Linked DNA regions of Homo sapiens: region 1 is linked to region 2. A link is a loop called in an ENCODE intact Hi-C map of the cell type or tissue named here. Cell type or tissue: psoas muscle. All regions are shown on one strand. Each heading gives the region's core, and the rest is flanking DNA. Links, peaks and the distances in the headings are about the cores only. Region 1 overlaps LOC124904790. Region 2 overlaps AXL (AXL receptor tyrosine kinase).

What was found. A loop is a pair of places that touch in the nucleus more often than their neighbours do. Peaks named below come from ENCODE experiments on the same cell type or tissue, not always from the same donor. Only the 100,000 strongest peaks of a DNase experiment are listed, where the experiment ranks them.
Region 1: it touches region 2 in a loop (5-fold over the local background); 23 of 110 quality-filtered maps call a loop at or near these places.

What each region holds. Positions count from the first base shown.
Region 1 is chr19:41,131,789-41,141,412 of GRCh38, forward strand. It overlaps LOC124904790, which reads right to left. Exons shown (of 3, transcript XM_047439802.1): 3 at 3,846-5,636. The coding sequence ends at 4,948. It also overlaps the pseudogene CYP2T3P. Among named protein-coding and RNA genes, the nearest start is that of CYP2F1, 22 kb to the left of the region's middle. In psoas muscle, for the core only: no CTCF peak of the experiment used is centred there; DNase peaks (open chromatin) are centred at 3,773 and 4,163; H3K4me3 peaks cover 1,002 bases; H3K27ac peaks cover 333 bases; H3K27me3 peaks cover 1,438 bases.
Region 2 is chr19:41,252,503-41,262,126 of GRCh38, forward strand. It overlaps AXL (AXL receptor tyrosine kinase), which reads left to right. Exons shown (of 20, transcript NM_021913.5): 16 at 344-465; 17 at 1,097-1,206; 18 at 3,950-4,109; 19 at 4,991-5,127; 20 at 7,051-9,264. The coding sequence ends at 7,402. Among named protein-coding and RNA genes, the nearest start is that of HNRNPUL1, 7.1 kb to the right of the region's middle. In psoas muscle, for the core only: no CTCF peak of the experiment used is centred there; no DNase peak of the experiment used is centred there; H3K27me3 peaks cover 219 bases.

The DNA of each region.
Region 1 (9,624 bases), core at 710-8,709, 120 kb before region 2:
GAAAAGAAAGAGAGAAACAGAGAAATCCAGTCTAATTACAAAGAGATAGAAACACCAAGGCGGGAGGATCACTTGAGCCCAGGAGTTTGAGACCAGCCTGGGCAACATAACGAGACCTGGTCTCTATAAATATTTTAAAAATTAGCTAGGCATGGTGGCACGCACCTCTAGTCCCAGCTACTTGGGAGGCTCAGGTGGGAGGATCACTTGAGCCCAGGCAGTCATGGCTGCAGTGAGCTGTGATGGTGCCACTGCACTCCAGCCTGGGCAACAGAACAAGACAGATGGAAGGGAAGGGAAGAGAAGAGAGAAGAAGAAAGGGAAAAGAGGGGAGGGGAGGGAAGAAAGAGGCTGGGCACGGTGGCTCACGACTGTGATCCTAGCACTTTAGGAGGCTGAGGCAGGAGGATTGCTTGAGACCAAGAGTTGAAGACCAACCTGGCCAACTTAACAAGACCCCATCTCTATAAAAAAACAAAGAGAGGTAGGGAGGAAGAAAAATTGGGCATTCATTCAACAAACATTTACTAAGTGCCTACTGCTGTGCTGAGCGCTATTTTAAGTGCTGGGATACAGAAGCAAACAAGACAAAATCCTTGCTCTGGAAGAGCTGACATTCCAGAGGACAGCCCACCCGAGCAAAATGGAGGAAGAGTCAGGAGCTGGGGAGAAACCAGAGGCCATAATAAAGAGGATCCATTAAAGCCTGTCACAGAGGGTGGGGTAGGGCTGGGGGAGGATGCAGCTTACTGTGCCCCACCACACTCCCGCTGTCAGTGGAGTCAGCAGCTCTGAGCAGGGGCCCTGCCAGACAACCCATGTCAGTCACCAGGTTCCAGAAAGGCTGACAGGTAGGAAGACCCAGGACAGGGCAGGACAGAATATGGAGGTACAAGGGGGTCAACATGCAGAAAGGCACCCTGAAGAAATAAGGAGAGGCACAGAAGTGCCAGGCTGAGACAAAGGGAAGCACAGACTGGGGGAGATACAGGGAGAGGAAGACACAGACATACTGAAAAGAGAGACAGAAAACAGACACAAACAGAGGCAGAGACTGAGAGAAAGGAGAGAGAGATGGGAAAAGATGGAAAGAGGAGAGAGAGAGAGATGAACACAGAAACATAGAGACTGAGCGTGAGGGAGGCTGGGCACGCTGGTTCATGCCTATACTCCCAGCACTTTGGGAGACCAAGGCAGAAAGATTGCTTGAGCCCAGGAGTTGGAGACCAGCCTGGGAAACACAGTGAGACCCTGTCTCTTCAAAAAATACAAAAATTGGCAGGATGTGGTGGTGTGTACCTGTGGTCCCAGCTACTCGGGAGGCTGAGGTGGGAGGATTGTTTGATCCCAGGTTGAGGCTGCAGTGAGCCATGATCATACCACTGCACTCCAGCCTGGGGGACAGAAGCCAGACTCTGTCTCAAAAAAAGAAAGAAAAGAAAAGAAGGAAGGAAAAGAAAGAAAAGAGAGAGAGAGCAAGTGAGACTGAGAGATGAAACAAAGAGACACAGAGAGACCCTCCCAGAGACAATGCCAGTCCTAGGCTCTGCACAGTCCCCCCCCCCCCGCCCACTGGCTCGCCAGGTCTGGGCCCTGTGCCAGGCACTTGGAGGAAGGCTGGATTTGGCCAAGCAGGGGCAGGCAGGAGGGTGGACCACATTCCTGAACAGTCTGTTCCAAATACAGCCCCAACCTCACTCACTGCTGCCACCACCGCAACCCTGGCCCATCCAGGCCTGAGTCTGCCCCCTCTAGCCCATGCCCTAGGATTGGGGGTAGTGGGGGATAGATGAGAGAATAAGGGATAAGTTTGTCTGCCATCATGGCCTGGCCTCAGACAAGGACTTGGGGGACTGGATACCAGGGGGTTCAGCAGCATGGGCACAGAACATTTGGGGGCATCTGGGAGCCAATGCCTTGGGAATAGAGATGGTAGATTCAGGGCAGGACATAATATGGAAGTACAAGGGGGTCAACATGCAGAAAGACACCCTGAAGAAATAGAGGCACAGAAGTGCCAGGCTGATGGACACCCAGAAGCCAGGGAAATTGAAGGCAGATCTGGGGAACAAGCGTAGCACACAGGGTCCCAAGAGCAATGGAAGTGACAAGGGCTCAGGTGTGAGCTCCTAGGAATCACAGGCACAGAGCACAGGAGTGCCAGGGGTGTCTTTAGAAGTGTATTTGAGCCAGGAGCAGTGGCTCACACCTGTAATCCCAGCACTTTGGGAGGCCGAGGCAGGCGGATCACCTGAAGTCATGAGTTCAAAATCTGCCTGGCCAACATGGTGAAACTCCGTCTCTACTAAAAATACAAAAATTAGCAGGGCCTGGTGGTGCACGCCTGTAATCGCAGCCACTTGGGAGGCTGAGGCAGGAGAATCTTGAACCTGGTAGGCGGAGGTTGCAGTGAGCCGAGATCGCACCACTGCACTCCAGCCTGGGCGACAAGAGCGAAACTCTGAAAAAAAAAAGAAGGAGAAGAAGGAGAAGAAGAAGGAAGAAGAAGAAGAAGAAGTGTATTTGAGAGTCGGTGTGTATTTAGGAATCAGAGGTACAGGGTACAGCGTTCAGGGGGCCCAGAGATGGCCCGGAGATTGAGGAATACACACCTACAGGCCAAATAAATTGGACTCAAAGGTGCTAGGGGCTCAGGAGGGTGCACCTGTTGGCCAGGTGTGTTGACATGAAAATGCTGGTGTACGAAAGATGTTAAGTGGGGCAGGCTGAGGCAGGCACAAAAAAAAAAGCCAGGAGGAGCCAGGGCACAGTTCCACCAGGGCTGGGGGTGGGCTGGAGACGTCGGGCTGGGGAATCCATGGAATGAGCAGCCCTGAGATGCCCACTCCTCCCACATCGGGTCTCTGCCCCTGCTCCACCCAAGACCCCTTGGAAATCAAATAGAGGTGCAGGCGTGGAGAATTGCAGGCATGATGATCGCGGGTATCGCTGCGCTGCTGTTGTGGCTTCTGGTGCTGGTGCCGGCGTGGTGGGGGTAGGGTGGGTGCCGCGCTCAGATGCGGGGGTCCCTACCTCCCCGGCCCAGGCTGCTCCCATTGCTGGGGAACTTGCAGCTGCAGTCCGGAGGCCTGGACCGCGCGCTCCATTCCCGACAGGAATGGGGGAACGGAATTCTGGATTCGTGGAGGTGGGGCTGGGGACTAGAACTCCTCCTGAACGAAGACAGCTGAGGGCTTGTACTCTATGATCTTGAGGAAGGACAGGAAGGATGAGTGCTCCGGACTGCTGAGTACTAGGAAAGGAGAATAGGGAGTGGAGAGCCTGGGGCCGGGACACTGGGTCGTAAGGAAGGAGCCCAGAGCAGGAAATCAGGTTGTGGGAAGAGGGGAGCAGGGGGTCTGTTCTCCTGGTTCAGGGTGGGGAGGTACTGAGGGCCCAGGAGACACTCTGAGGGTACAGGAGGTTGGGAATCTGGACTTCTAGGTCCCAAGGGAAGAAGGAAGTGGGGGCCTGGACTCCCGCATCTCAGGGAGGAAGGAGCTGGGGATCTGAATTCCTGGACCTGAGGAATGAGGGTCTGAGACGAGGACTCCTGGGTCTGAAGGAAGAGGGAGCTGGGGGCAATGGCTCCGATGAGGAACCCTATGGGCACCCGCTGAGCACCGGCTACCCGTAGCTCTCCGGCCGCTGGGGCCGGGTGTTCACAGTGCGGCTGGGCCCGCGCCCTGCGGTGGTGCTGTGCGGCTACGCAGCGCTGCGGGACGCGTTAGTGCTACAGGCGGATGCGGTCTCCGGCCGCGGGTCCATGGCAGTCTTCGAACGCTTCACACGCGGAAACAGTGAGGCCCCGGCGCTGGACTTGCCGGTCCGGACGCTCCAGGCTGGGCGGGTAAATGGTAGAGGCGGGCAAATGGGGGCGGGGCCTAATAGAGACTCCAGCTAATGAGGTGCAAACGGCCGAGAGAGGGCGGGGCGGCGCTAAAGCGTAAGGTTAGAATGGAGGTTCATCCTGCAGCCAACAGGAGAAAAGAGCCTAAGATTCAAAGTCCCAGAGCCAGCCTAGGTCAGGGATGGAGCCCAGCAAAGGCGGGGCCAATGTGTGGATAGGGCACTTGGAGGTCTGGTAAGGCAGCAAAACGAACGAAGCCGGCCGCAGGAGTCGGAGGCCCCGAAAGGGATGTAGCCAGTGACCCGGCGCTTCCTGGATGGGGCGTGGCCGGTTCCCGGGCCCGCCTCCTTTCCCGTCCCCACCACAGGAATCTTGTTTTCTAACCGGCCGTGCTGGTGGACACTGCGCAATTTTGCACTTGGAGCGCCGAAGAAGTTCGGGTTGGATACGCGGACCATCGAGGCGCGTGTCCTGGATGAGGCGGCTTGTCTGCTAGACGAATTTCAAGCCACCATTGCTTCGGCCTGGCCGGGAGAGCGGAAGGGCCTGGTGTGGGAGAGTCCCTTGCACTGCCAAGACGGGGCCACTGGAAGGTATTTGGGTGGAAGAAAGCCAGTAAGCCCATGGGGCTGGCTGGGGGCAGGACCACGCGTTATGACCACCGTCCTGTTCCTACCCCCAGGAGCCCCGTTTGACCCCGTGCGGCTACTGGGTAATGCTGTATCCAGTGTTACCTGTTCTTGTCTTCGGGAACCGCTATGGCTACGGGGACCCGGAGTTCCTGAGGTCCTGAACCTCCTAAGTGACAACTTCCGCATCATGAGTTCCAAATGGGGCGAGGTGAGAGGGCCGGCCACAATCTCTCCCTTGTGCGTCCAGCCTTATGCCAAATCCCGAGTACACAGACGTACCTACAATGGGACAGTTAGATTCTTGGAAGAGTTCTAGAACCTCCAATATCAAAGTCCCTGTAGGGAAACTAAGGCCTAGTGGGCATGTCCAGGGCCCTTGTTGAGACCCTGTCTCTCCAGATGTACATTTGCCTGTCTCTCATGGACTGGCTCCCGGGCCCGCACCACCAAATCTTCCAAAACTTTTCAGAGCTGCAGGTCTTCATCTCTGAGCAAATCCAACAACACTGGCACATGAGGCAGCCGGCGGAGCCCCGCGATTTCATCGATTGCTTGGCCAGATGGGTAAGGCATGGGTCCCAGCTCCCTAAACTCTATCCATGCCGCCCACCAACAGGTGCCTGGCGCGCGGCAGCCCATCTTCTCTGCCCACAGAAACAGCAAGACCCAGAGAGCCATTTCCAGGAGGAGACGTTGGTAATGACGATGCAACTTTTTTTTTTTTTTTTTTTTGGTGGCACAGAAACCACGAGCACCACCCTGTGCTCCATATGGGCTCCTCATTCTGCTTAAGTACCCAGAGGTGGCAGGTCTGCGAGCCAGAGAGACCCAGAATGGGAGGCTGCGGTTTGGAGATGGCTGGAGGGTCCCGGAAGTGCACAGCCTCCCTCTGCCCCAGCCAAGGGGCAGGAGCTGGACCCTGTGGTAGGGCAGAGGCCTGTCCCAAGCCCGGACGACCACGTGCAATGGCCCTACACCAACGCAGTGCTGCTGGAGATCCAGCGCTTCATCAGCGTGGTGCCGCGCACCCTCACCCTCGACACCCACCTGCACAGCCACTGTCTGGCCAAAGGTGCCCACTGAGTCTGGAGATCCTGTGTGGGGCCCCGATGCATGAGCGTATTCCGAGATCAGCCAGAATCGGCAGGTGTGCGCTGTGCAGACCCAAACACAATCAGTTACCCCTGGAGCAGGAAAGTAGACCTGCCTTCCCTTCAGCATTTTTTTTTTTTTTTGAGATGGCATGATCTCGGCTCACTGCAACCTCCACCTCCCCAATACAAGTAATTCTCCTGCCTCAGCCTCCCTAGTAGCTGGGATAACAGGCACCCACCACCACGCCTGTCTAATTTTTGTATTTTTAGTAGAGACGGGGTTTCACCATGTTGGCCAGGCTGGTCTCAAACTCCTGACCTCAAGTGATCCATCCTTCTCGGCCTCCCAGAGTGCTGGGATTACAGGCGTGAGCTACCCACCCAGCCTATTCCCTTGGGCTTTTAAAAAGCCATTTCGGCCAGGCTGGTCCTGAACTCCTGCCCTCATGTCGGCCAGGCTGGTCCTGATCTTCCCACCTCGGTCTCCCAAAGTGCTGGGATTACAGGTGTGAGCCACCGTCCATGGCCCATGATGTTGTTTTGAAGACTCAGTGAGGACATGTGTGTACTAGACTTGGCACACAAGAGTTGGTCAAATACATTTACTGCTCCCCACCCTTCTAATAAACCAAATGCAGCTGTGGGATAGTAGGGGGAGGCACTGGGATAGCTAAGCAGGGAGGGGATCCTGGGGCTCCAGGGATGGGCAGAGACTCAGATGCTCAGATCTGGTATGGAGCCCCATGACTGAACCCCACTGAGATTTTGGGTTCTTTAATACAACAGTGAACCTTTCAATGACCATGAAGGTGTCTCAGCCTCCTGAGTAGCTGGGATTACAGGCGCATGCCACCATGCCTAGCTAATTTTTGTATTTTTAGTAGAGACGGGGTTTCACCATGTTGGCCAGGCTGGTCTCGAACTCCTGACCTCAAGCAATCCACCCGCCTCGGCCTCCCAAAGTGCTGGGATTACAGGCATGAACCACCACACCTGGCCAAGACTCCAACTCTTAAACAAACAAAAAGACACTCATATTGGATTCAAGCCCAGCTAATGACCTCATCTTAGCTTGATCATCTGCAAAGACCCTTTCCCCAAATAATATCACATTCACAGGTCCTGGGGTTGAAGATTTCAATATCTTTTGGGAGCACAAAATTCAAAGTATAACAATGATGGAGATGTAGAGAAATGGACATGTTCCAAAGACATTTAGGAGGCAAAATCAATGACTCAGGGATGGGTTGCTTATGGCCAGTTGGGGAAAGAAATGTGTTGAGCATGAACCTGGAACAATGGAACAGATGGAAATTTTCTTAGTAGAGATGGGGTTTCACCATCTTGGCTAGGCTGGTCTCAAACTCCTGACCTCAAGTGATCAGCCTGCCTCAGCCTCCCAAAGTGCTGGGATTACAGGCATGAGCCAAACACTCCTGGCCTCAGATGGAAAATTTCCAAACACACACAGGGCTGGGGGCTGCTGTGGTCTTGCCAACTGCTCCAGGCATGCATGTTGGGGGCCACAGCATCCCTGTCCGTGGGGATGTCATCCAGAACAGTCCCTGCCCCTGGAAAGGTGGAAACTGCAAGAGGCACCCCCATTACAGACTGAATCCAGGAACCTTACAACGAATATTTGAAACTTAAAAATAGAGACTCTTAGCGCTGTGGGATCATAAACTTATAGAATAATAATGGTTAACATTTACAGAGCCCATCTAGATCTGAGCATTGCACTGTGCAATTTACATTTATGACCTTATTTAACCCTCCCATTGCCTTCCAAGTCAGAGATCCCCATTCTCTAAATAAGGAATAGCTCAGAGGGAGAATGGTCTCTGGGATCTCCAGGGTTAGAAAGTGACAGATTTGGGCCAAGCACAGTGCTCATGCCTGTAATCCCAGCACTTTGGGAAGCCGAGGCGGGCAGATCACTTGAGGCCAGGAGTTCAAGACCAGCCTGGCCAACATGGTGAAACCCCGTCTCTACTAAAAATACAAAAATTAGCCAGGCATGGTGGCGCACGCCTGTAGTCTCAGCTACTCAGGAGGCTGAGGTGGGAGAATCGCTGAAACCTGGGAGACAGAGGTGGCAGTGAGCCGAGATCATGCCACTGTACTCCAGCCTGGGTGACAGAGCAAGACTCTGTCTCAAAAAAAAAAAAAAAGTGACAGATTTGGATTCAACCCTAGGTCTGCCCATCTCCAAAACCCTTAAGCAATAGCTTTCCTTGCACTTTCAACAACAGTCACAGCAAGAATGCTCTCATTACAGGCCAGGCATGGTGGCTCACACCTGTAATCCCAGCACTTTGGGAGGCTGAGGCAGGCAGATCACTTGAGGTCAGGAGTTCGAGATCAGCCTGGCCAACATGGTAAGAACGGTCTTTACTAAAAATGCAAAAATTAGCCAGGTGTGGTGGCGTGTGCCTATAATCCCAGCTACTCGAGAAGCTAAGGGACGAGAATCACTTGAACCCAGGAGGTGGGGGTTGCAGTGAGCCGAGATTGTGCCACTGCACTCCAGCCTGGGCAACAGAGTGAGACTCCATCTCAAACAAAAAAAAAAGCTCTCATTACAGAGCCTGCTGTGAGCCGGAACTACCTAAATATTTGACAGGCATTGTACAGCTTGGCCCCCATTTCGCAGATGAAGAAACCGAGGCTCAGAGATGCTAAGCCATTTTCCCAAAGTCACCAGCAAGTAGAATGCCCAAGGTGTGGCTTGAATCCAAGACTGTTGTCTCTCTCCAAAGTCCACCTCAGAGCAGTGGAAGGGACCACCTCACCTACCCTGACACTTGAAGATGAAAGAAGTGTGGACCACAGAAGGAAAGACCTCATGCAAGATCCACAGCAAACCATGGCCAAGGGAACTGGGATGGCAATGGGGAAGAAGTAGAGCTCTTGCATCAGAGCCCTGTATCTGAGCCAAGGGTGGTGGCTCATGCCTGTAATCCCAGCACTTTGGAAGGCTGAGGCGGGCGGATCACGAGGTCAGGTATTTGAGACCAGCCTGGCCAACATGGTGAAACCCTGTCTCTACTAAAAATACAAAAATTAGCTGGGCATGATGGTGTGTGCCTGTAATCCCAGCTACTCAGGAGGCTGAGGCAGGAGAATCGCTTGAGTTTGGGAGGTGGAGGTTGCAGTGAGCCAAGATCAGGCCATCGCACTCCAGCCTGGGCAACAGAGCAAGAAAAAAAACAGCCCTGTATCTGTAGACATTTCTCTGTGTATCTCTCTCACACCCTTCTTGAGAAGGACATAAAATCTGTGGACAAAGCAGGTGTGGGCCCTTAATCTCCCAAGGAATTCTTCTGAACTTTCTTTGAGACAGAATCTCACTCTATCACCCAGGCTGGAGTGCAATGGAGCCATCTCGGCTCACTGCAACCTCCACCTTCTGGGTTCCAGTGGTTCTCCTGCCTCAGCCTCCTGAGTAGCTAGGATTACAGGCATGCGCGACACCTGGCTAATTTTTGTATTTTTAGTAGAGATGGGGTTTCGCCATGTTGGCCAGGCTGGTCTGGAACTCCTGACCTCACGTGATCTGCCTGCCTCGGCCTCCCAAAGTGCTGGGATTACAAGTGTGAGCCACCGTGCCCCACCCACAGGGTTGTTTTGAAGACTTAGTGAGGACATGTGTGTCCTAGACCTGGTACACAAGAGTTGGTCAAATACATTTACTGCTCCCCACCCTTCTAATAAACCAAATGCAGCACTGGGATGTCGGGGGGAGGCACAGGGATAGCTGAGCAAGGAGGGGATCCTGGGGCTCCAGAGGCAGGCGGGGGACTCAGATGCTCAGATCTGATATGGAGCCCCATGACTGTGAACCCCACTGAGGTTTTGGGTTCTTTAATACAATAGTTAACCCTTCCTTGACTATGACACCCAGGAGCCATCCTAGCCTAGCCCTTGGACTCCATCTGGTGCCAGAATGGCCCAGGGCTTGGATATCTCAAAATATCAGCTGACAACAGGTCAGTAAATATTCTGAGAAAATGAAAAATGGACAACCTGAACCCCAAGCCTTGCTTCC
Region 2 (9,624 bases), core at 638-8,637:
GAGCCCTGCTTCTGGCCCTGGGAAGATCAAACTTCCAGGCTTCCTGCTCCCCGCTCCTTCAGGGTCAGCAGGCTTCCCCCTCCTAGTCTCCCTCAGCTTGGAATGTGACCTCTGATCATTCCCAGAAATAGCTGAGGTCCCCAGGAGGGCTCCGGAAACGTCCCTGGGAACTCTGCTGGAAACAGCTTCTCTGCAGCTTGGTCCTTGCCACTGCCACTACCCCCAAACAATATGGTGGCCAGATTGGATGGGTAGTGAGAAGGAGAGGCTGGAGGCTGGCTGGTGGGGGGCTTGGCTTCCCCTTCTGCCCAGCAGGAGTGACAGGGCTACCTGGGGGGCTCAGGTGTCTGTTTCCAGGGTTCTGAACGAGAGAGCTTCCCAGCACCTGTGGTCATCTTACCTTTCATGAAACATGGAGACCTACACAGCTTCCTCCTCTATTCCCGGCTCGGGGACCAGCCAGTGGTAAGGGGCGTTTAATCATTCAGTCTACAAATATTAACTGAGCATCTATCAGGTACCCAGTGCTGCTCAGACCCTGGGAAGACCACGGTGACCAGGAGCTTGCTCTCCTGGAGCATTTCTTCCAGCAGGGGAGGGGCGGATGATAAACAAGCTAATAAATACCTAAGCGAGATGATTTAAATGTTTAAGTGCTAGGAAGGAAATACAGTAGGATGGAAGATAAGGAGGCCAGGCAGTGAATTTGGGTGGACGTGGAAGATCTTGCCGAGGAGGTGACCGTGAAGGAGTTGGGGCTGGGGAGATGTCTGGAGATCTGGGCAGGAAGCGACCCCAACAGAGCGCACAGCATAGGCAAAGGCTCGGAGGTGGGAATGATCATCGTTTGTCTGAAGACCAGACAGGAGTCTGGTGGGAGTGTCAGTCAAGGGCAAGAACATAGGCAATCAAGTCCAAGAGGAAGGCTGGAGCAAGTTTATAGGACCTTGCAGGCCATGGAGAGGGGTTGGGTTGAATTGTCAGGGCCATGGGAAACCACTGCGGGCAGAGCTAGGCTTGCACAGAGGGATGGAGGGAGGAGGGATCGCATCAAGGACTCTGTTGACCTCTCCTCCCACCTGCCTTGGCTCCCCAGTACCTGCCCACTCAGATGCTAGTGAAGTTCATGGCAGACATCGCCAGTGGCATGGAGTATCTGAGTACCAAGAGATTCATACACCGGGACCTGGCGGCCAGGAACTGCATGTGAGTGCCTTTCAGGGACCCCCCCCCCCCAACTGCTCCTGCACTCCCTGAGGGAGTTCCCTCCCTCCTTCTTAGGATGGAAGCAGGGCTAGACACCCGCTGAGGGCAGGTCAGAACTCAGGACCAGGAAAGTCAGTAAGGGGGTCTGGGAAGGCTTCCTGGAGGAGGTGAGTCCTGAACTGAGATCTGGAAGGAGCATTTGGATGCGGAGAGGGAAGAGACCAGAAGGTGGGCTCAGTGCACAGCATGAGGTGAGCAAAGGGGCTGAGGTGACCGATGGGGGTGGGGACACGTGAGCTGCATCTCTGTCCCACTCCATGCTGGGTGTCTTGCCTGGGGCTGCCCTTTGGAAGCGGCCACACTGGATAAGAAAATCAAACTCCCCACCAATGGACAAGCAGAAAATATGCCAGATGGGGTGCAGTGGCTCACGCCTGTAATCCCAGCACTTTGGGAGTCCGAGGCGGGTGGATCACTTGAGGCCAGGAGTTCGAGACCAGCCTTGGTGAAACCCCCTGTCTACTAAAAGTACAAAATTCAGCCTGGTGCGGTGGTGTGCGCCTGTAATCCCAACACGAGAATTGCTTGAACCCAGGAGGCGGAGGTTGCAATGAGCCGAGATCGCATCACTGCACTCCAGCCTGGGCGACAGAGCAAGACTCTGTCTCAAAAAAAAAAAAAAAAAGAAAGAAAGAAAGAAAGAAAGAAAAAAGAAAATAGTAACCTGTAGTCCCAGCCATTCCCAAGGCTTAGGTGAGAGGATTGCTTGAGCCTCGAGACCAGCCTGGGTAACAACAACGAGACACCATCTCAAAAAAAAAGAAAAAAAGAAAAGAAAGAACAAAAAATCCCCCAAAAGCCAGAATAGAGGGTAAGGGGAGGGTAGAAGGTGGAGGGAATGGAACCACAGAGTTAGAATATTAGTCTTGGCCAGGCGCAGTGGCTCACATCTATAATCCCAGCCCTTTGGGAGGCTGAGGCAGGAGGATCACTTGTACCCAGGAGTTCAAGACCAGCCTGGGCAACATAGTGAATCCTGTCTTTACAAAAAATAAATTAGCTGGGCATGGTGGTGTATACCTGTGGTTCCAGCTACTTGGGAGGCTGAGGTGGAAGGATTGCTAGAGCCCAGGAGGTTGAGGCTGAAGTCAGCCATGATGGTATCACTTCACTACTGCCTGGGCAACAGGGCAAGATCCCATCTAAAAAAAAATTGATGTATATTTTACATACACTAAAATATACACATGCAGCTCAGCTCGATGAATTTTTATGGGTATAGACCCATGTAACCACTAGATGAAGGTAAAGAATATTTCTTAGCCCCAGCAGGCTCCTTCATGCCTCTTCGTCTTCCCAATCACTACCGCCAAGTGGTACCCACTATCCTGACTTCTCAGTGCTAGTTTAGCCTGTTCTGAAAAGTCATACAAATGGGATCATGCAGTTTGTACTGCTTTGTGTCTGGCTTCTATGGCTCAGCATGATGTTTTTGAGATGGATCTGTGTAGGGGTAGTTTGCTCTTTTTCTTTGCTGTGTGGTATGGTATTCCATCATATGAATGTCCTGTGGATTTTCTTTTCTTTTTTTCTCTTTCTTTCTTTTTCTTTCTTTTCTTTCTTTTTCTCTCTGTCCTTTCTTCTTTCTTTTCTTTCTCTTTCTCTCTCTTTATCTCCTTCCTTCCTTCCTTCCCTCCCTCCCTCTCTCTTTCCCTTTCTTTCCCTTTTTTTCTTTCTTTTCTTTTTTGTTTTGACAGAGTCTTACTCTGTCCTTTAGGGTGGGGTGCAGTGGCATGATCATAGCTCACTGTAGCCTCCAACTCCTGGCTCAAGCTATCCTTCTGCCTCAGCCTCCTAAGTAGCTGGAACTACAGACATGTGCCACCATGTCCAGCTAATTTTTAAATTTTTTTGTAGAGACAGGGTCTTGCTTTGTTTTCCAGGCTGGTCTTGAACTCCTAGCCTCAAGTGATCCTCCCACCTTGGCCTCCCAAGGTGCTGAAATTACAGGCTTGAGCCACTGTGCCTGTTTTTTTTTTTGTTTGTTTTTGAGACGGAGTCTCACTCACTCTGTTGCCCAGGCTGGAGTGCAGTGGCGTGATCTCAGCTCACTGCAACCTCCGCCTACTGGGTTCAACTGATTCTCTTGCTTCAGCCTCCCAGGTAGCTGGGATTTCAGATGTGCACCAACACACCTGGCTAATTTTTGTACTTTTAGTAGAGACAGAGTTTCACCACATTGGCCAGGCTGGTCTCAAACTCCTGACCTCAAGTGATCCACCTGCCTTGGCCTCCCAGAGTGCTGGGATTACAGGCGCCAGCCACCATGCCCAGCCATGTTCTGTTTCTTAATCTGGGTGCTGGTTACATGGGTGTGTGTGTGTGTGTGTGTGAAAATTCAGTGAGCTGCTTACTTATGACTTGTGCACATTTCCATATGTACAGTATACTTCAAGAAAAAAAAATTTCATCAAGGAATCAAACCCAAGGAAGGACCTTAGAATCTAGCAAAGAGCCAAAATTGGGAAGTCCTGAGGAAGCCCTTTGTCCCATCCTCACTTGACAGAGTGAACAAGAAGTAAAGCAGTTCCCTTCTGGACTGGGATGAAGGTTTAGGAGACAGATCCCCACCCGCAGCCAGGACAGTGAGGGGAGGAGGTGCAGATGTGTCTGAGAGCCAGGGCAGGCTTCCTGGTGGAGGTGACTGATGCCCTGACCCTGTTCCTTTCCCCAATCCAAACAGGCTGAATGAGAACATGTCCGTGTGTGTGGCGGACTTCGGGCTCTCCAAGAAGATCTACAATGGGGACTACTACCGCCAGGGACGTATCGCCAAGATGCCAGTCAAGTGGATTGCCATTGAGAGTCTAGCTGACCGTGTCTACACCAGCAAGAGCGATGTGGTAGGTGCACTCCCGCCAAGAGTGGGGAACCATGGGAGGGCATGGCCTGACCATCACACACTATGCCTGGGTGGCTGTGGATGCAAGGGTCACAGGGACATGTGGGCTTCCCTTTGCAGGGGCTTGTCCACATGGGCTGGGCATGTCTTGGGGTATGGTGGGCATCTCTGAATAGTGGTGTGTACATGCCCAGGATAAATACAGGCCCACGTGTGCATGGTAGCAATGTAGACAGTTTAGGTTAGAAGAAGCTGCAGTGATTATGCGTGCATGTGCGCACACTCATAGAATGTGGACAGCCAGGGTGTGCAGAGTGGCACATGAGCTCATGTGTCCATGAAGTGTGTATATGTGTGTGATGGTGAGCATGTGTATGCATCCACAAAAGTTACTTATTCATGTGTATACCCGTGTCAAGTATTTTTTATATATATATATTTTTCTTTTTTTGAGATGGAGTCTCGCACTGTCACCCAGGCTGCAGTGCAATGGCATGATCTCAGCTCACTGCAGACTCTGCCTCCCGGGTTCAAGCAATTCTCCTGCCTCAGTCTCCCGAGTAGCTGGGATTACAGGCGCCCACCACCATGCCTAGCTAATTTTTGTATTTTTAGTAGAGACGGGGTTTCACTATATTGGCCAGGCTGGTCTCAAACTCCTGACCTCAGGCAGTCCGCCCACCTCAGCCTCCCAAAGTGCTGGGATTACAGGCATCAGCCACCGCACCCGGCTAAAGTATTATGTTTCTATGAATACTTGTGATGCTCCCAGAGGATGGTTGTGAACATGTGTACATAAGTGTGGGTGTACCCATGAACCTGGGTATTGGTGCGGGTGATTCTGTGCAGGAGAGACTGTCTAATTCCCTCTGCCCCTCACAGTGGTCCTTCGGGGTGACAATGTGGGAGATTGCCACAAGAGGCCAAACCCCATATCCGGGCGTGGAGAACAGCGAGATTTATGACTATCTGCGCCAGGGAAATCGCCTGAAGCAGCCTGCGGACTGTCTGGATGGACTGTGAGGACCCTTAGGTCTCCCCCAACCCAGAATTCATTCCAAACCCCTGACTACCCCCAGATGGCCCTCACAGGTCCAGGACTCTCTATAACCCAGACAGAATCCCTGAGAATGCTGAGTGACCCACTTGCCCCTCACCAATGCTCTGAGTAGGGCCATCACTAACCAGTGGGGTGCAAATCAGCTAAAGGCACCCTTTCCTCCTTTGTCTGTGTGGGCTGAATCAGCCCCCTGGCTCCCCACCCCCAAGCCAGGTATCCTTGGGTAGTGAATAACAGCACAGTCTTACCTGGCGGCCCTGCCTTTGGGACATGCACTCCCAGAGACTTCTCATTCCAGACTCCTGAGCACACCATGCTTCCCCGACATGCTCCTCAACACCTGAGACTCTCTGCAAAACCCTTCAGTTTGTTTTATTGGCCTTCTCCAGACTCAGGTCTCCTCTGAGATATTTGCAGGATCCTTCAGGGAATGCTTACCAAACTTTGCAATATTGGAGTATGCGGAGAAGGCCGTGACATTTAGCTAGCACTTTGAGGGTAAAGAGAGGATGACTTTGGGTCAGGAGGAGACAGCCTGGGGCGTCAGACTCCTCAGTCCACCTTGGGTACTCCAAGAGCTGAGACGAGTAAAAATAACAGCTAACATTTTCATATAACTGACTAGAAGGCACTGTTTTAGGTGCCTGGCATGTGTCAAATCATTTGGTCCTTACCACAGCCATGTGATGTAGATAGGTATCATTATGATTCCCATTCTGCAGATAAGAAAACCCAGTCCTACAGGGAGGGTAATTTATTTTTATTTATTGACTTGAGTCTCGCTCTGTCGCCCAGGCTGGAGCACAATGGCTCCATCTCGGCTCACTGCAACCTCCCAGGTTCTAGCGATTCTCTTGCCTCAGCCTCCCAAGTAGCTGGGACTACAGGCGTGTGCCACCATGCCCAGCTAATTTTTTTTGTATTTTTAGTAGAGATGGGGTTTCACCACCTTAGCCAGGATGGTCTTGATATCGTGACCTCATGATCCACCCGTCCCAGCCTCCCAAAGTGCTGGGATTATAGGCATGAGCCTCCACGCCCAGTCTGGGAGGGTGATTTATTTGCCAAAGATTGCACAGCTGGTGTGTTTGTTATCTATATCCCCAAATCAAGTAGTTTAAAACAACAAACGTTTATTATCTCACACAATTTCTGAAAGTTGGATACTGGGAACAGCTTAGCAGGGTGATTTTGGTTCAGGATCTCTAATGAAGTTACAAAGATATCACTGGGGGCTGCAGTCATCTGAAGGTTGGGACTGGAGGATTGCTTTCAAGGTGGCTTACTCACATGGCTGTAGCAGGAGGCTTCAGTTCGTTGCCATGTGGACCCCTTTGTGGCACTGCTTGAGCTTACTCACAACATGGCAACCCAGGAGAAAGTGCGAGGAAGCCACATGCCTTTTATGACCTAGTCTCAGAAGTCACACACACCATCACTTCTGCCAAATCAGAAGCAAGTCACTAAGTCCTGCCCATGCTCAAGAGGAGAGGATTTATTCTCCGTCTTTTGCAGGGAGGAGGGTCAAAGAATTTATGGACCTATTTTAAACCAGCACAGCTTGTAAGTGGCATAGCCAGGCTTTGATGCAAGTCTGTTCTGGGGAGCTGGAAGGTCTGTTCTAGCAAACCCTCATCAGAATACTACTCCATATACAGACAGGTTTCCCGAGACCCTTCCCAGCTCCTGAGTCTCCCAGGACCCAACTCAGAAATTCTTGGGAATTCCCAAATCCCCATAGATGGCCTCAAACTGCTGAGGCTCCCTATAACCCTCTAAAATGCCCCCAGTCCCCTGAGTGTCCTAAAATGTCCCCAGGCTTCCAGAATGCACCCCTTCTGAGTCCCTGCTCAATCTCCCACCCCTCATTTTGCTGCCCTAGGTATGCCTTGATGTCGCGGTGCTGGGAGCTAAATCCCCAGGACCGGCCAAGTTTTACAGAGCTGCGGGAAGATTTGGAGAACACACTGAAGGCCTTGCCTCCTGCCCAGGAGCCTGACGAAATCCTCTATGTCAACATGGATGAGGGTGGAGGTTATCCTGAACCCCCTGGAGCTGCAGGAGGAGCTGACCCCCCAACCCAGCCAGACCCTAAGGATTCCTGTAGCTGCCTCACTGCGGCTGAGGTCCATCCTGCTGGACGCTATGTCCTCTGCCCTTCCACAACCCCTAGCCCCGCTCAGCCTGCTGATAGGGGCTCCCCAGCAGCCCCAGGGCAGGAGGATGGTGCCTGAGACAACCCTCCACCTGGTACTCCCTCTCAGGATCCAAGCTAAGCACTGCCACTGGGGAAAACTCCACCTTCCCACTTTCCCACCCCACGCCTTATCCCCACTTGCAGCCCTGTCTTCCTACCTATCCCACCTCCATCCCAGACAGGTCCCTCCCCTTCTCTGTGCAGTAGCATCACCTTGAAAGCAGTAGCATCACCATCTGTAAAAGGAAGGGGTTGGATTGCAATATCTGAAGCCCTCCCAGGTGTTAACATTCCAAGACTCTAGAGTCCAAGGTTTAAAGAGTCTAGATTCAAAGGTTCTAGGTTTCAAAGATGCTGTGAGTCTTTGGTTCTAAGGACCTGAAATTCCAAAGTCTCTAATTCTATTAAAGTGCTAAGGTTCTAAGGCCTACTTTTTTTTTTTTTTTTTTTTTTTTTTTTTTTGCGATAGAGTCTCACTGTGTCACCCAGGCTGGAGTGCAGTGGTGCAATCTCGCCTCACTGCAACCTTCACCTACCGAGTTCAAGTGATTTTCCTGCCTTGGCCTCCCAAGTAGCTGGGATTACAGGTGTGTGCCACCACACCCGGCTAATTTTTATATTTTTAGTAGAGACAGGGTTTCACCATGTTGGCCAGGCTGGTCTAAAACTCCTGACCTCAAGTGATCTGCCCACCTCAGCCTCCCAAAGTGCTGAGATTACAGGCATGAGCCACTGCACTCAACCTTAAGACCTACTGTTCTAAAGCTCTGACATTATGTGGTTTTAGATTTTCTGGTTCTAACATTTTTGATAAAGCCTCAAGGTTTTAGGTTCTAAAGTTCTAAGATTCTGATTTTAGGAGCTAAGGCTCTATGAGTCTAGATGTTTATTCTTCTAGAGTTCAGAGTCCTTAAAATGTAAGATTATAGATTCTAAAGATTCTATAGTTCTAGACATGGAGGTTCTAAGGCCTAGGATTCTAAAATGTGATGTTCTAAGGCTCTGAGAGTCTAGATTCTCTGGCTGTAAGGCTCTAGATCATAAGGCTTCAAAATGTTATCTTCTCAAGTTCTAAGATTCTAATGATGATCAATTATAGTTTCTGAGGCTTTATGATAATAGATTCTCTTGTATAAGATCCTAGATCCTAAGGGTCGAAAGCTCTAGAATCTGCAATTCAAAAGTTCCAAGAGTCTAAAGATGGAGTTTCTAAGGTCCGGTGTTCTAAGATGTGATATTCTAAGACTTACTCTAAGATCTTAGATTCTCTGTGTCTAAGATTCTAGATCAGATGCTCCAAGATTCTAGATGATTAAATAAGATTCTAACGGTCTGTTCTGTTTCAAGGCACTCTAGATTCCATTGGTCCAAGATTCCGGATCCTAAGCATCTAAGTTATAAGACTCTCACACTCAGTTGTGACTAACTAGACACCAAAGTTCTAATAATTTCTAATGTTGGACACCTTTAGGTTCTTTGCTGCATTCTGCCTCTCTAGGACCATGGTTAAGAGTCCAAGAATCCACATTTCTAAAATCTTATAGTTCTAGGCACTGTAGTTCTAAGACTCAAATGTTCTAAGTTTCTAAGATTCTAAAGGTCCACAGGTCTAGACTATTAGGTGCAATTTCAAGGTTCTAACCCTATACTGTAGTATTCTTTGGGGTGCCCCTCTCCTTCTTAGCTATCATTGCTTCCTCCTCCCCAACTGTGGGGGTGTGCCCCCTTCAAGCCTGTGCAATGCATTAGGGATGCCTCCTTTCCCGCAGGGGATGGACGATCTCCCACCTTTCGGGCCATGTTGCCCCCGTGAGCCAATCCCTCACCTTCTGAGTACAGAGTGTGGACTCTGGTGCCTCCAGAGGGGCTCAGGTCACATAAAACTTTGTATATCAACGAGCTTCTGTCTCCTCTTGTCTCCTTTTAGCTGTGATGTGGCCCCATTCCCTGGCAATTCAGTTCCCCCATCAGAAAAAAGAAGGGCTTGGTAGGGTCTTGGAATTCTGTCCTCACTAGAGAGGGTAGAAATGAACACACAGATAGACAAAAAGACATACAAGCAAAGAGATGCAGGTTCTCAGAAACCCCCAGTGAGGAACTGGCATACAGATCCAGGATCACAGACACACACACACACACACACACCTGTTCCGCCGCAAACTAACAGACACATGAATTAATGGACACACCCAGGAGGACCTGGTCACAAATACAGAGACTGAAACTCAGACGCATAGAGTAACACAGACACACAGAATT